4 separate regions of the Homo sapiens genome follow, and all the other regions are linked to region 2. The links are chromatin contacts, found by Hi-C or POLR2A ChIA-PET in ENCODE. All regions are on one chromosome and are shown on one strand. Each heading gives the region's core, a stretch centred on a gene start or an enhancer-like site at or near the end of the contact. The rest is flanking DNA. Distances are from core to core; before and after follow the strand shown.

Region 1 (2,923 bases), core at 412-2,911, 3.0 Mb after region 2:
AAGTGGAACTAAGTGAATGCAGGCCATCTAAAGACGGGGTAGGAAGGGAACAGAGTGGTGAGAGTGAAAAAGACTAAAAGGTAGGTAATATAGAGCTAGTCAGTGTAAATCAAAAATTCCTACTTAAGGACAAAAGAAGGCCAGTGTCATTTTATGGTCATTCATCTATTAACTCATTTGTTTATGTATTGTCTATGACTACTCTCACCCTACAAGGCAGAACTGAGTATTTGTGGTTGCAATAGAAACCACATGGCCCAACAGATCTGGAAGCAACTTAAGGGCAGGCACAGCAGTTTAATCATTTTTGTAACCTCTTAGCATTTAGCAGAATAAGGGGCATATGTGGTGCATTTGTCATTTTTCCAGTACATTCTTCAGCACGCACAAAATTTGTTAAGCATATGTTCAAAGAAAAGCTCTGCAATGATCAGAGCTTGGTAGCTCACAAGTTTGGAGGAAGTCAAGCTGTCCACTGGCACAACACAATGGAAAAGGCTAAACTGACTACTAAAAGAGACAAAACCCTTCCTCTCTTTAAAGATTTCTATTCCAGGCTGGTATATATTAATATAATGCTTGGGGAAACTGGAGAATGACAGAAGTCTGTTACGTTGGTTTTAAGCTTTAAGCTTTACAAAGTGCAATTTCGCAGCTATTATTCATTCAACAGCCACTTCCTGAGCACTCACTATGTGCTAGGTACCATGCTGCATGCTAGACAGAAATGAACACCATAAGCAGTCCCTGTCCGGTGAGGACTCATAATCTAATAGGTGCGGGGTATAAGAATAGAGGCAAACACACCTAGCTGCAGGAATAAGGAAGAGAAAGCAATTCATTCTGCCTGAGGTTGCAGAAGGAAAAGCATCCAAAACGTGACATCCGAGCTGGGCCTTGAAGAATGCTAGAGCTGACCCACCAAGGCCTGGTTCTAAAGTGTCTTCGCCTTCTCCATGGAGAAAAGAAGTCTCACATCAGCCCCAGCTGACTCCTATAAAAATTCTGAGGCAGGAAGTCTCATCAGCAATCATTCCCATTTCACCGGAGAAATTGTGACCCAGAATGCAAAAGGCAAACCCAGGGCTATCTTCCCGCCAAGAGAGATGCCGGGTCCCGAACCTCAGATCGGCAGGGTCAGCACAGTTGCAAGTTCTGCCCAGATTCTGAGAGGTGTAGAGCACCGGAATGTGGCAAGGGTCTCCCCCCGGAAGTTGGGAAAAGGCCTGAGAAGAGATCGACCCCCCTCCAACAATCCGCCGGTATCTCTCAGCCACGCCCTCCAGCGCATACTTCTCAGTCACTCACCCGCCGCTCGGCGAGAGGAAATCGGTGTCGTCCTCGTCCCCCGCACCGAACATTGCGTTGGCTTTCACCGGGTTGCGGGGAGGAAGCTGGGTATTCCCAGAGTCCCAGGGCCTGTCACCGCCGACGTCGTAAAATGCCGCGGCGGCGTGCTGCTTTCCGGCAGGGCGAACTCCAGCACGGTCTCTGGACCGAAAGTAGACTGGGCTCTGGAGAAGGTGGGGCAAAGGCAAATGAGAGGCTCGCGCGGGCACGAGCGCCGAGTGACGTCAGGCCTCTCCAGCCCGCAGCGGGGCGGAGCTTCACAGCCCCTTGCAGGGATTGGTCGGTAATGCTAGGGGGCGGGAGGGGGCGGGAAATCCTCGGCCTCGGTGGCGGTGGTGGACACGTCGAGCCGGGTAGAAGTGGAGGGGCCGTTCGAAGAGTCGTGAGGGGGTGACGGGTTAAGATTCGGAGAGAGAGGTGCTAGTGGCTGGACTTGACCTGGAAAGGTAAGGCTTCTCTCGGCCCCTCTTTCGCACCCCTGTGCATGGGTACCGTCCTTTTCCCAGCGGGACAAGGACCTTCCTCGCCGCTTTCCTCAGCTCCGCGGAAGGAGAAAGAGCTCGGGACTGGAGGGTTAAAGACTGGGGCTTCGGCCCGGCCCCTGCAGTGGCATAGCCAGAGTGACCTTGGGCCGGGGTGCTCGGTGCCTCAGTTTCCCCGTGTATGCAACCGGCCATTTGTCCAGTTCTTCCATGTGCCTGCTGGTCCAGAAGATTTTAGAGCTCAGAGGCCATGGATTTCAATCCCGGCCTCCTCGTAATCTCAGAATTTACAGATAGGGAGACGAAGGAACTAAGCACCCGGGTGACTAGTCCGAGGTCACAAAGAGTAAAGGGCAGACTGAGACTGGATTCCTCGTCCTTTGATTCAGGACATAGTGAGCTAGTGGGTGAACAAGAACCTTATCAGCCCTTAAGCACTGTGTGCCCTTACAGAGTGACTATTGAAAGACTGTAGCATACACCTCGAGGAAAGTCCCCTTTCTAGAGTCCACCTGTATTCTACGCGGATGAGGTGCAGAAGAGCTAAGATATTCTGGCGGTGGGTGATGGAAAGGAGGATACTTTGGAGGCAGACACATCCCCACCCCAACTTTGGCGTGGGTTTCCCTGGGTCTTCCTGCGACAGCCCTAAATCAACATCAATTGTGGCGGACTCCTCTGCCTCCAGTTTCCACCCTATCTGTATCTTACATAAGTATTTCTTTGGTTAACCTGGTATCATTCTCGAAACAATCCTGGGGTAGTCCTGGCTTAGACAAGGTGTGGCTAAGGAGATAGTGTCCCAGCGTAGCGTCCACAGACTCACTGGAGTTCTTGGGCTTCCCCTCACAGTCAGGTTGGTACTACAGGTGTCCCTTACGTGAATGTTTCAATCTGTCAGTATGAAATTGAAATGAAATGATTGGTAGCTCCCTCCCAGAGAACTTTGCACCTCCTGGCAAAGATGTTAAAGCAGCGAAGGCTCACAGTTGGAATGATGCAACTGGAATCTAAGCACTAGAACCGGAACTGGAACTAGAATCTAAGGACTAGCACTAGAACTGTTGCAGTAGCTCTGTTTAGTGTGTGAA
Region 2 (2,844 bases), core at 14-2,513:
GGGTAGGCGCTGGCGAGGGGTCTTCTACCGTTCGAGCAGTATCAATTTCCTCCACTCACTTTTCTGACGCTGCATTTAACAAATATTTCTGGAGTGGCTACATTGGACTAGACACTGCGCGTTAGGCTCTGGGTTTCCCAGTCTACAAGGTTTTAGGCTTGCAATAACTTTCAAACATGGGAAGGCTGTTTCGCCTTGGGCATTTTTAAGAGGACAAAACAACGATCGGGATACCGATAGGTCGGCGAGCAGGCAGCAGGGCGCGGCTGCTCCCAGGAGGAACCCTGGCTCCAGCAAAACCCACCGACTGAGGGTGAATCATGGACGGGCAGGGCAGCCGAGGCCCCCGGGCCCAACCTTGGGGACTCAGTCATTCCAAAGCCACTGCTGCCGGAAACGCGCCCTGCGCCACAGGAGTCCCGTGGGCGCGGCCCGGACCTCACTTCCTCGCGGTCACCTGGGGCCCTCGGGCCTCCTGGACAGACCTGCACGTGCCAGGGGGTCTCCAGCCGCAATCCGCCCCCTTAGTGCGGATACAGCACGCGTCACCTTTGGGGTCGGGCATGGGTGGAGGCAGGCGGGGGTCTCCGGCCTAGACCCGCTCCCAAAGGGAGATCACTACCCCCGCTGCGGGTGGATCACTTCACATACGGAAAGGCAGCGGCGGCCACCGACCCGTGCCTTCTGCAAGGGCCCTCCCTATCCTTGCCTGGGGCCTGAATCTGGATACAGATGGGGGGCCAAGGGCGGACCCCTTCCATTCCCTCATCTTCCTCCAGTCGGGGCTGCCCGGACGGGAGGGTGCAGGAGGCGCAGCGTGGGGACTCCTCACGCTGTCTGCGCTCTCACATCCCCCGGACGCTCCCCGCGTGCGTGCAATCCCCCGAGGAACAGGGTGCGAGAAACGCTGGGCACCGCCACTCCGCCCTCCAGGGGACCCTCGTCCTTCTCCTCCCTTCCTCCAGGGCAGGCTCCACCGCCTCGGGCGCGCCCAGGCCGCTGCTTCCCGCAGTCCCAGGCCGAGACGCCGCGTCCCTTTCCCCTGGCGATGCGGAGGGGCGGCCTCCGCACCTCCCGCCACCGCCTTCCCCACCTCCCGCCACCGCCTTCCCCAGTTACAGAGGCCGCGCGCGGCGCCGGCACCCTGGCCTTCCCCGGTAGCGCGTACCTTGCTCTCGATCTGCTTCACCATCTTGGCTGCTGGAGTCTGACGAGCGGCTGTAAGGACCGATGGAAATGGATCCAAAGCACCAAACAGAGCTTCAAGACTCGCTGCTTGCTCTCTCCCTTTATAAACTGGCACGCCCGGCGTGCGTGTGGCGGGGGCGCGCGCGCCCGGCCGGACCTCCGCGCCCGTCGCTGCGCCCCGGCCACGCCCCGCCCCTGGAGCCTGCGAGCCGGGATCGGGGCGGGGCTGGCGCAAGCGTGGGGCGGAGCTCCAGGGCTTCGGCTCCTGTAACCCCAAGCCCAGCTCGCACTCCAGCTGGAAGTGGGGATCAGCACTGCGCGTGACGGTGGGAGGCGGGGAGACGGACAGTCACCCCCAGAGACACAAGGTCCCTCCCGGGTCACCTGGGGATGCGTCCGCCGGGCCTGAATCGAACACGCCCACGCTCGAGATGGGGACCGCCCAGGCAGGGCTGGATTCCTCGAAAAGGGCCGCCACGCCCCGGCCCCCCCAGCCACGTGAACCCCACAAAGTGCTGAGTAACGGTGACCGGGAAGTATCTCGGTGTGTACGTCCTTGCCTCCTCTCCGGAATTTACCGTGACCGTTCTCTTCTCTGTAACCTCCTTCTGTTCTTTCATTTTCACTGCTGAGCCCGCTGCTCCAGCTTGACACAGCGGTTTAGTGCGGTAGAAACGACCGGGGGACTGGTTGGGCTCTTGACCATCAGACAGCTGCGTGTGAGATGGAAGTGCCACTGGGTTGAGCTCTGCAACTTAGTTACGCAGTTGTGACCCTGGAAAGGTCCTGACCTCCTGAAGTCTCAGTGTTTCCTTCTGTAGAACGGGAATCATGATGGTCTCAATCTCACGGTGGTGGTATTTTGAGGGTTAATAGTGCTTGCAAAGGACGGTGCTTGGCACATAGTAAACACTCCATAGATAGTTCTTACTGTTCGGTGTCTTGCAGGGACTGATTGGGCCTGGCCACCTTATACAGCATTTACAATGGCACAGCACGCACACTTGTGTGAGATTCTTCTAACAGAGGCAGACTCCTGGAACAGAAGTCGGAGTTTGCATTGATCCAGGAATGCCTGTTGCAGGTTATGTCTGGCAGGGCTGGGGATTGTGGAAGGTGGGTATGTTAGCTGGCCTTGTGGAGCCAGGAGGGCCTGTCAGCGGCTGGAAGTGGAGGTTGAAAAGCTGCTCACAGGAACGAGAGCTAGAAGGCTGGGAGGGAGAGTCCCAGGTCTGTGTTTTCAGAGCTGAGCTGTTCCCGATGAAGCTGCAACTAGGTGTGATTGCCTAGGGGTGGTGATACTGCTGCCTGGCTGCCCCCTGAAATCCCTGGCTTCCTTCTTTCACTCTTTCAGACAGAGGAAGGGAGGAAACCAGAGGTTTTGAATCTATTGTGCAAAGTTTCTAGGGGGCTGAGGAGCACGGAGCATGAATATGGATATAGGCAAGGGACACATTCTAAAGACAGCCCATAGGGAGGGAAGACAGACTGCCCTGAATGCAGCAATGTTCCCAAAGAGAGGGAGGTTATTGGGGCAGAGAGGAAGGAGCTGTATGGAGCACCCAGAGCAGAATCTATAACCTGCTTTTCTGCTGCTGGGTTTTCAGTTCAGCTGCATCCCAGCTTCCTGACTTTTATCTGTTTGTTGGTGAATTT
Region 3 (2,742 bases), core at 95-2,594, 2.5 Mb after region 2:
AGTCTCTACTAAAAATAAAATTAAAAAAAAAAATCAGCCGGGTGTGGTGGCAAGCGCCTGCAGTCCCAGCTACTCGGGAGGGCGAGACGGGAGAATCACTTGAACCCGGGTGGCGGAGGTTGCAGTGAGCCGAGATCGCGCCACTGCACTCCAGTTTGGGCCACAGAGCGAGACAGCGAGACTCGGTCTCAAAAAAAAAAAAAAAGAAAAGAAAGAAAGATACATTTGAAATGTACACAGACTGAAACAAATGTAAACTCTGCTAGTGCCTCAAGCATTTAATTAAATACGGCATTGTTTATTCTTGCAGATGTTCATACCATTTAGCATTACTGTCTTTAATAAACGTCATTAGGTTGTATTTACCAAATATATCAACCAATTGATAGAGTCAATATAATCATGGTGCTAGGAAGAAAAATCATTCATCTATGGTGTCTCTGCATTCGTCTAAAACACATACCCAAAAACTACTGTGTACACTGAAAGCTAAAAAAGGTAAAGGAGTACTGTATCTGCTCTGCACCATACACTGTGTAACATGCTCGAAATTAGTTCCTTTATTTATTTATCACCATTTTATAGATGAGGAAACCGTACCCAGGGTCATAGAGCTAGTAGGAATTATTTGGGCTGCTGGTTTCCAAACTTCGTGCTTTCGTACTAAATCCTGGGGAGATCCAAGATGAGCAAGACCCTAATCCTGCTTTCAGAAGGGAAAATAAAGTCTTATTCAAGCAACCATACTATTAATTAAAAAAAAAAAAAGCTTAACAAACCCGCTCTTTAAAAGGTGGGCACAGTGCCGGAGGCAAAGAATTGATTTCATTGGCAGCAAAGAGTGATGCCTTAGTCTAGGGAGCCCGGGAAAGACACAAGGGATAGAAAACAGACACCGGTTTTTAGTAAATGAATCGTTAGGTGTCTCCAGCGGCTGAAACACAGAGCGAGCAATGCGGGGTTAGGACTGGAGGACAACAGGGCCATCTTGTGACAGGGTAGACTGGCGTGCCAGAAAGGTCCCTGCCTACGGATGTGCAGAGCCGGCTGGGCCCGGGCTGTGAACGAGACGAAGGAAGCAAGTAGGAGCCAGAAATGTTAGGTGGCAAGGTCGGAAGGGAGGTCGCTGCCTGTAGCAACAAAGACGGCGGCGACAGGTTAGCACCGGAGCCACACTTTTCTATTGCCCGGTGCCTCCAGACTGTCGTACTTACCTGGGACCCGAGGACACCGGGACCGCCTCTCCTTACAATCGCTGCTCTTAAAGGGGGCGCGACCACTTAGGCAAGAGGAGCTCAACTCGCGGCACTACAACCTTCCCGCCCCCGCTGCGCTTCCGCCTCCTGACTGACGTGCGCCCCAGGGAGCGGAAACCCCGCCTCCCGCCGGGACCCAACGGCCACCGCCCGTCGTGATTCGCACTTTAGCGGCCACCTCAGTGCAGACGTCACTTTTTTTTCCAAAGAGTGACAGTCGAAGAGGCTCACGGGAGATGCAAACGGTACTTTTGGGGGCTGGGCCAGGGTGGGGCGTGGCCCGGGGCGGGGGAGGGGCGGGGCTGCCAGGCAGGGGCGGGACGGAGAACACCTGGGTCCCTAGCACCAAGACTGGCTTTTTATTCATTGCCACCGCCTGGCCGGTCTTGCGACGGTGCGAGTCCACCTCGGCTGGGCCTCGGAGGAGGGGCGACTCTAGAAGCTAAACTCGCTTTCGAGCTTTAACAACCATCTCGGATTGCGCATCCGCACACACACACACACACACACACACACACACACAAATTCAGGAATATTTTTTGTCTACAGTTTACATAATTATACACAATGAAAGCACTGAATATGGAGGATTTTTATTACAGTGCAATAATCTGCATTTAAGAAGTGGATGTGCCACATCGCAGAACACCAAGTTGCCACTAGTGGGATCACCTGCTGCCCACCTGATTCCAGCACAGTAGATAGCTACACATTTGAATTAAAAGGTAATCGTATATTGACATGTGTTCAAATTGCACTCTTTTTAATTTAAAAAAATATTTTTTATGGTGACAGTGTCTCGCTTTGTTGCCCAGGCTGGTCTTGAACTCCTGGCCTCAAGGGATCTGCCCACCTCAGCCTCCCAAAGTGCTGGGATTACAGGCGTGAGCCACCTGCCCTGCTTAAAATTGCAGTGTCTTAATCTCTTCCGAAAGATACATTTGAAAAACGCACAGACTTAAATCACAAATGTAAGCTCCCCAAGCGCCTCAAGCATTTAATTAAATAGAATGGATAATGAATTTGAACATATGTTTTTAATAATTGATGTTTGCTCAAGAGTAAAATGTTTATGATGCACAATTTTCTTGTGCATGGATCAATGACTGAAATAATCGTTTCAATATCAAGTATTTATTTACTGAAAACCAAGCATGTATTTACTCTATACCAAGCAGCTATTGAGTGCCTTCTACAATGCGAGGTGCTTCCTGTGCATCAGCTCTGGTCCTGCTGTTCCCTGATTTATATTTGAGACTCATGTTTCTTGCTCTATGTCAAGTAGCGAGCTAAGATTCAAATTTAAAGATCTGCCAGATGCTAAGGCCTGAGTTCTTAAATCTCACACATTGCCTCTGCTCTGGAGGAATGAATTCCTCTGAGACCAGTTCTTGCTGACTTGACTTTAATCCAGATATAAAGCCTAACACATGAGCATTTTGATGGTAGGCCAGGAGTCCTTTCAGTTAAGAGGACTTGGTGAGTT
Region 4 (2,984 bases), core at 461-2,960, 2.1 Mb after region 2:
AAAAAATAGCCTGCTTCCATTATTTAAGTCAAACCTTCCAGACAATTAACTACACATAATGAAATGCTAAATTCACAGCCTGCCTGAACCAAAATATTAGTGACACAAATCTTTACGACCACAAAATTTTTCAACATATAAAATGCAACTGAATAAGGTAATGTGAAATAAGTTTTCAACAATGTTCTCGAAGAAACTTCAATCAAACAATAAAAACAGCTTCAATTCCCCCCCAAAATATATACACCTACTGTGTACCCAAAAAAGTTATAATTTTAAGAAATTTTTTGAAGCTTCAATCAAATAAAAATAAAGAACATCACAATCATGAATAAAATCTAAAACTCCACTTTGATGTCTGTAGCAGTGTGCAATCTGCATTCAAATGAATCAATCCGAAATGTCATATACACTTAATATTGTGAAACTAAAATAAATGAAATCTAATGAGGTCAAAAGCTGTTGGAAGATTTCATCTTCAAATAGCATATCATCAACTGTATGGCAACATGTGAACGACTTTTACTGTTCTAGCAAGTTGCATATATTCCACAACCTCACAGAAATCTTGTCATCAAAAGTAGGTAACAAGCTAAAAAAAACCTCAAATACATAATGGGAATAAACCGAGTTGGAGATTTTTTTTTAATCCGTAGGTACAGATACTACAACCTTCAATTAATTCACCAAAATCCTAACATAGTTGTTACTTTAATTACCAAAATATGTCAAGTCCCACCCCATATCCCTGAGTCCCCAGAGAACAGTTTATATACATAGACTCTAAATCTTTTTATTTTGGTCACGGACCCCCATTAAATTTTTGAGCATTTGAAATGCCCCCGAAAATCGCTCGTACATCATATTTTACATACACGGGCAGATAATTCATTAAGTTTCTTGGGGAGAGAGAAAGGTGAGGGGGAAGCGTCCATGGTCACTAAGTCCAGACCCCTGGTGTCGAGAAAGCGTTAACGTATCTCACAGCACAAGTCGGGAGACCTCGGCCAAGTCCCGCGGCGGCCCTGGGACCCCGCGTGGGACCATGGCTTGCGACCAGGTCGCCGCCCAGACGTGTACCGACGCGTGCACCCGCCGTCGGCCGCTCGCCCCACCTCGCCGGTAAACAGCAACTCCCCCGGCAGGAGGACGCCCGCCCCGCGCGCCGCCTCCGCCTCCCCCAGCGCCGCGCACCATTTTCTGAGAGGAAGTGTCGGGAGGCCGAGCTGGGCTCCCCGGACTCGGGGCGCGGAGGGCGGACCTCGGCACCGCGGCCGGACCGGGCTTTCCTCTGCTCCCGGGTGTGTCGAGTAAGGCTAGGAAGCAGCGGACGTGTCCGGGGCGCCGCGTGGGGAAAGGAGAGCCTGCGGCGGACGGCAACTCCGCGATTCCGGGATCCCCACCGAGACGCCCGGAAGCCCCGCCGTCGGGCTTGGCCGGGGCCGCTCCTCCGGCCGCCGGCGCCGCGCACTGCTCCCCAGCCCTTACGCGTCCCGCGGAGAGCCGGGTGGAAGCGGCGCCAAGGCAACCCGGTGCGGCCGCCGCGCCGCCTAGTACTTACCCATCCATGGCCCAGATGGAGGCGCGCACAGAGCAGGGACTGACGGGCTAACCGCGAGCAGAGGAAGCAGGCGGCGGCAGCAGGGCGGTTCCGGGGACAAGCGAGCTTTGGCTCTGCGGAGCCCCGGCCGGTCCGAGGTGGAAGGAGAGTGGGAACAGGGGCGGGGACCGGGCACGCTCCCGCCACCGCCGCGCCCCCGCCTTCCCCACCCCGCGAGCGCGTCCCCGCCTAGCCCGACCCCGCCCCCTCACCGTCCCCGCCCTCCCTCGGGGCCCGCCCCTGCGCTCGCGCCCACCCTCGCCCCGCTGGCAGCCGGCCTCCGGCTCAGCTCTGGGGCGCCCTCTTCCCGCGGTCGCTGTAAGACCCCGCCTCTCGGCCCCTCGGCCCGGCGCGCGCGCGCGCCCCCAGCCTCCCTCCTGCGTTCGCGGGAGCGCGCGCCTTGTGCTTCCCGCTCCGCCGCGCACCCCGCCCGCCCTCCCGCGGCCCCGCGGGCCTTCCGGCTTCGCAGACCGGGCCTGCCAGGTTTGAATGCCTCCCTCTGCCGGCAGGAAAAGCTATGGGGACCTGACTCCCAAGAGTAGGAAGGAATGTCCCACAAGGACCCCAGAAACGAGGTGGAATTGCCCCGGGTGCGCGAGGCTGTAGATGACACGTCCAGGGACCAGCCTCTGGCAGCCCGGCGCTGGAGTCGACCGCTGGGACCGACACCAGCCCCATAGGTGTGGCTGGGACGATGAATGAGGTGAAAGAGGCTGCCCGGACTGGAATTTGTATACAATTTAAGTATCTGAGTGCATTTCGACCTAACCGTCTAGTATTGAATTTATATGAAAAATTCATTGTACAAACATGGAATGGCTATATTCCCAGCATTTTTTAAAAGTTTACTCATTATTCCCTTTTTTCAGATGAAAATACATATACAAAGAGAGTGATTTGCTCACAGTTTCACAACCAGGAAACGTTTGCACCAGAGCCCTTCCCTCTGGTCTGAGCAAAAAGTATATATATAATATAACGAGTGACAACACGCTTGCTTTTTTCCCTTTTTAGTGAGAAATTGAGTACTTTTTCAACTCACAGATCACCAAAATGTAACCCCCTAAACTGTTAAGCCAAATTCTTAACCTACTGAGTAAAAAAGAGCGGGGCTCCTCCCCGTGGCTTCGTCATTTGAAAAGCAACTAACAAGAACCTCAAACATCTATCCTTGCTAATTTCCTGCTTTCAGATCAGTAGGTGCTGCTAAAAAGATCTAAACTGTGGACTCATTCATCATTCAGTCAGTATTAACCTACTATGTGCCGGGCACTGCATGAATACACAAGAAAATCAGGTTCCAGCCGTCACTGTTGAATGGATTCTTCAGTCCGTTTATGTATATTTTTGACATACAACTTTTCAAATAGGTAGAGTAATTCGG

The links. A loop is a pair of places that touch in the nucleus more often than their neighbours do. ChIA-PET counts read pairs that join two places held with the same protein, here RNA polymerase II (POLR2A). Pooled maps may share reads with other maps.
Region 1: a map of CD8-positive, alpha-beta T cell shows a loop between it and region 2 (25-fold over the local background). The contact joins the promoter of SLC31A1 here to the promoter of TXN in region 2. A Hi-C loop is called at or near these places in 5 of 168 maps with a recorded cell type or tissue (B cell, CD4-positive, alpha-beta memory T cell, CD8-positive, alpha-beta T cell and 1 more), 5 of 37 single-sample maps with no recorded cell type and 16 of 50 pooled maps. POLR2A ChIA-PET finds 5 or more read pairs at or near these places in 1 of 52 experiments (PC-9).
Region 3: a pooled map shows a loop between it and region 2 (16-fold over the local background). The contact joins the promoter of INIP here to the promoter of TXN in region 2. A Hi-C loop is called at or near these places in 2 of 37 single-sample maps with no recorded cell type and 8 of 50 pooled maps.
Region 4: a map of gastrocnemius medialis shows a loop between it and region 2 (8-fold over the local background). The contact joins the promoter of PTBP3 here to the promoter of TXN in region 2. A Hi-C loop is called at or near these places in 1 of 168 maps with a recorded cell type or tissue (gastrocnemius medialis), 3 of 37 single-sample maps with no recorded cell type and 19 of 50 pooled maps.

What each region holds. Positions count from the first base shown.
Region 1 is chr9:113,219,883-113,222,805 of GRCh38, forward strand. SLC31A1 (solute carrier family 31 member 1) reads left to right here and starts at 1,662. Exons shown (of 5, transcript NM_001859.4): 1 at 1,662-1,796. FKBP15 (FKBP prolyl isomerase family member 15) reads right to left here and starts at 1,395. Exons shown (of 28, transcript NM_015258.2): 1 at 1,309-1,395. The coding sequence starts at 1,361. RefSeq lists enhancers at 1,194-1,323, 1,434-1,543, 2,384-2,573.
Region 2 is chr9:110,255,244-110,258,087 of GRCh38, forward strand. TXN (thioredoxin) reads right to left here and starts at 1,264. Exons shown (of 5, transcript NM_003329.4): 1 at 1,169-1,264. The coding sequence starts at 1,192. RefSeq lists enhancers at 456-785, 1,528-2,727, 1,656-1,855, 1,896-1,945 and silencers at 856-1,105, 1,276-1,515.
Region 3 is chr9:112,716,773-112,719,514 of GRCh38, forward strand. It overlaps INIP (INTS3 and NABP interacting protein), which reads right to left and starts at 1,345. Exons shown (of 5, transcript NM_021218.3): 1 at 1,215-1,345. RefSeq lists an enhancer at 927-1,026 and a silencer at 1,397-1,556.
Region 4 is chr9:112,331,909-112,334,892 of GRCh38, forward strand. PTBP3 (polypyrimidine tract binding protein 3) reads right to left here and starts at 1,711. Exons shown (of 14, transcript NM_001163788.4): 1 at 1,562-1,711. RefSeq lists silencers at 1,076-1,565, 1,716-2,035 and an enhancer at 1,785-2,755.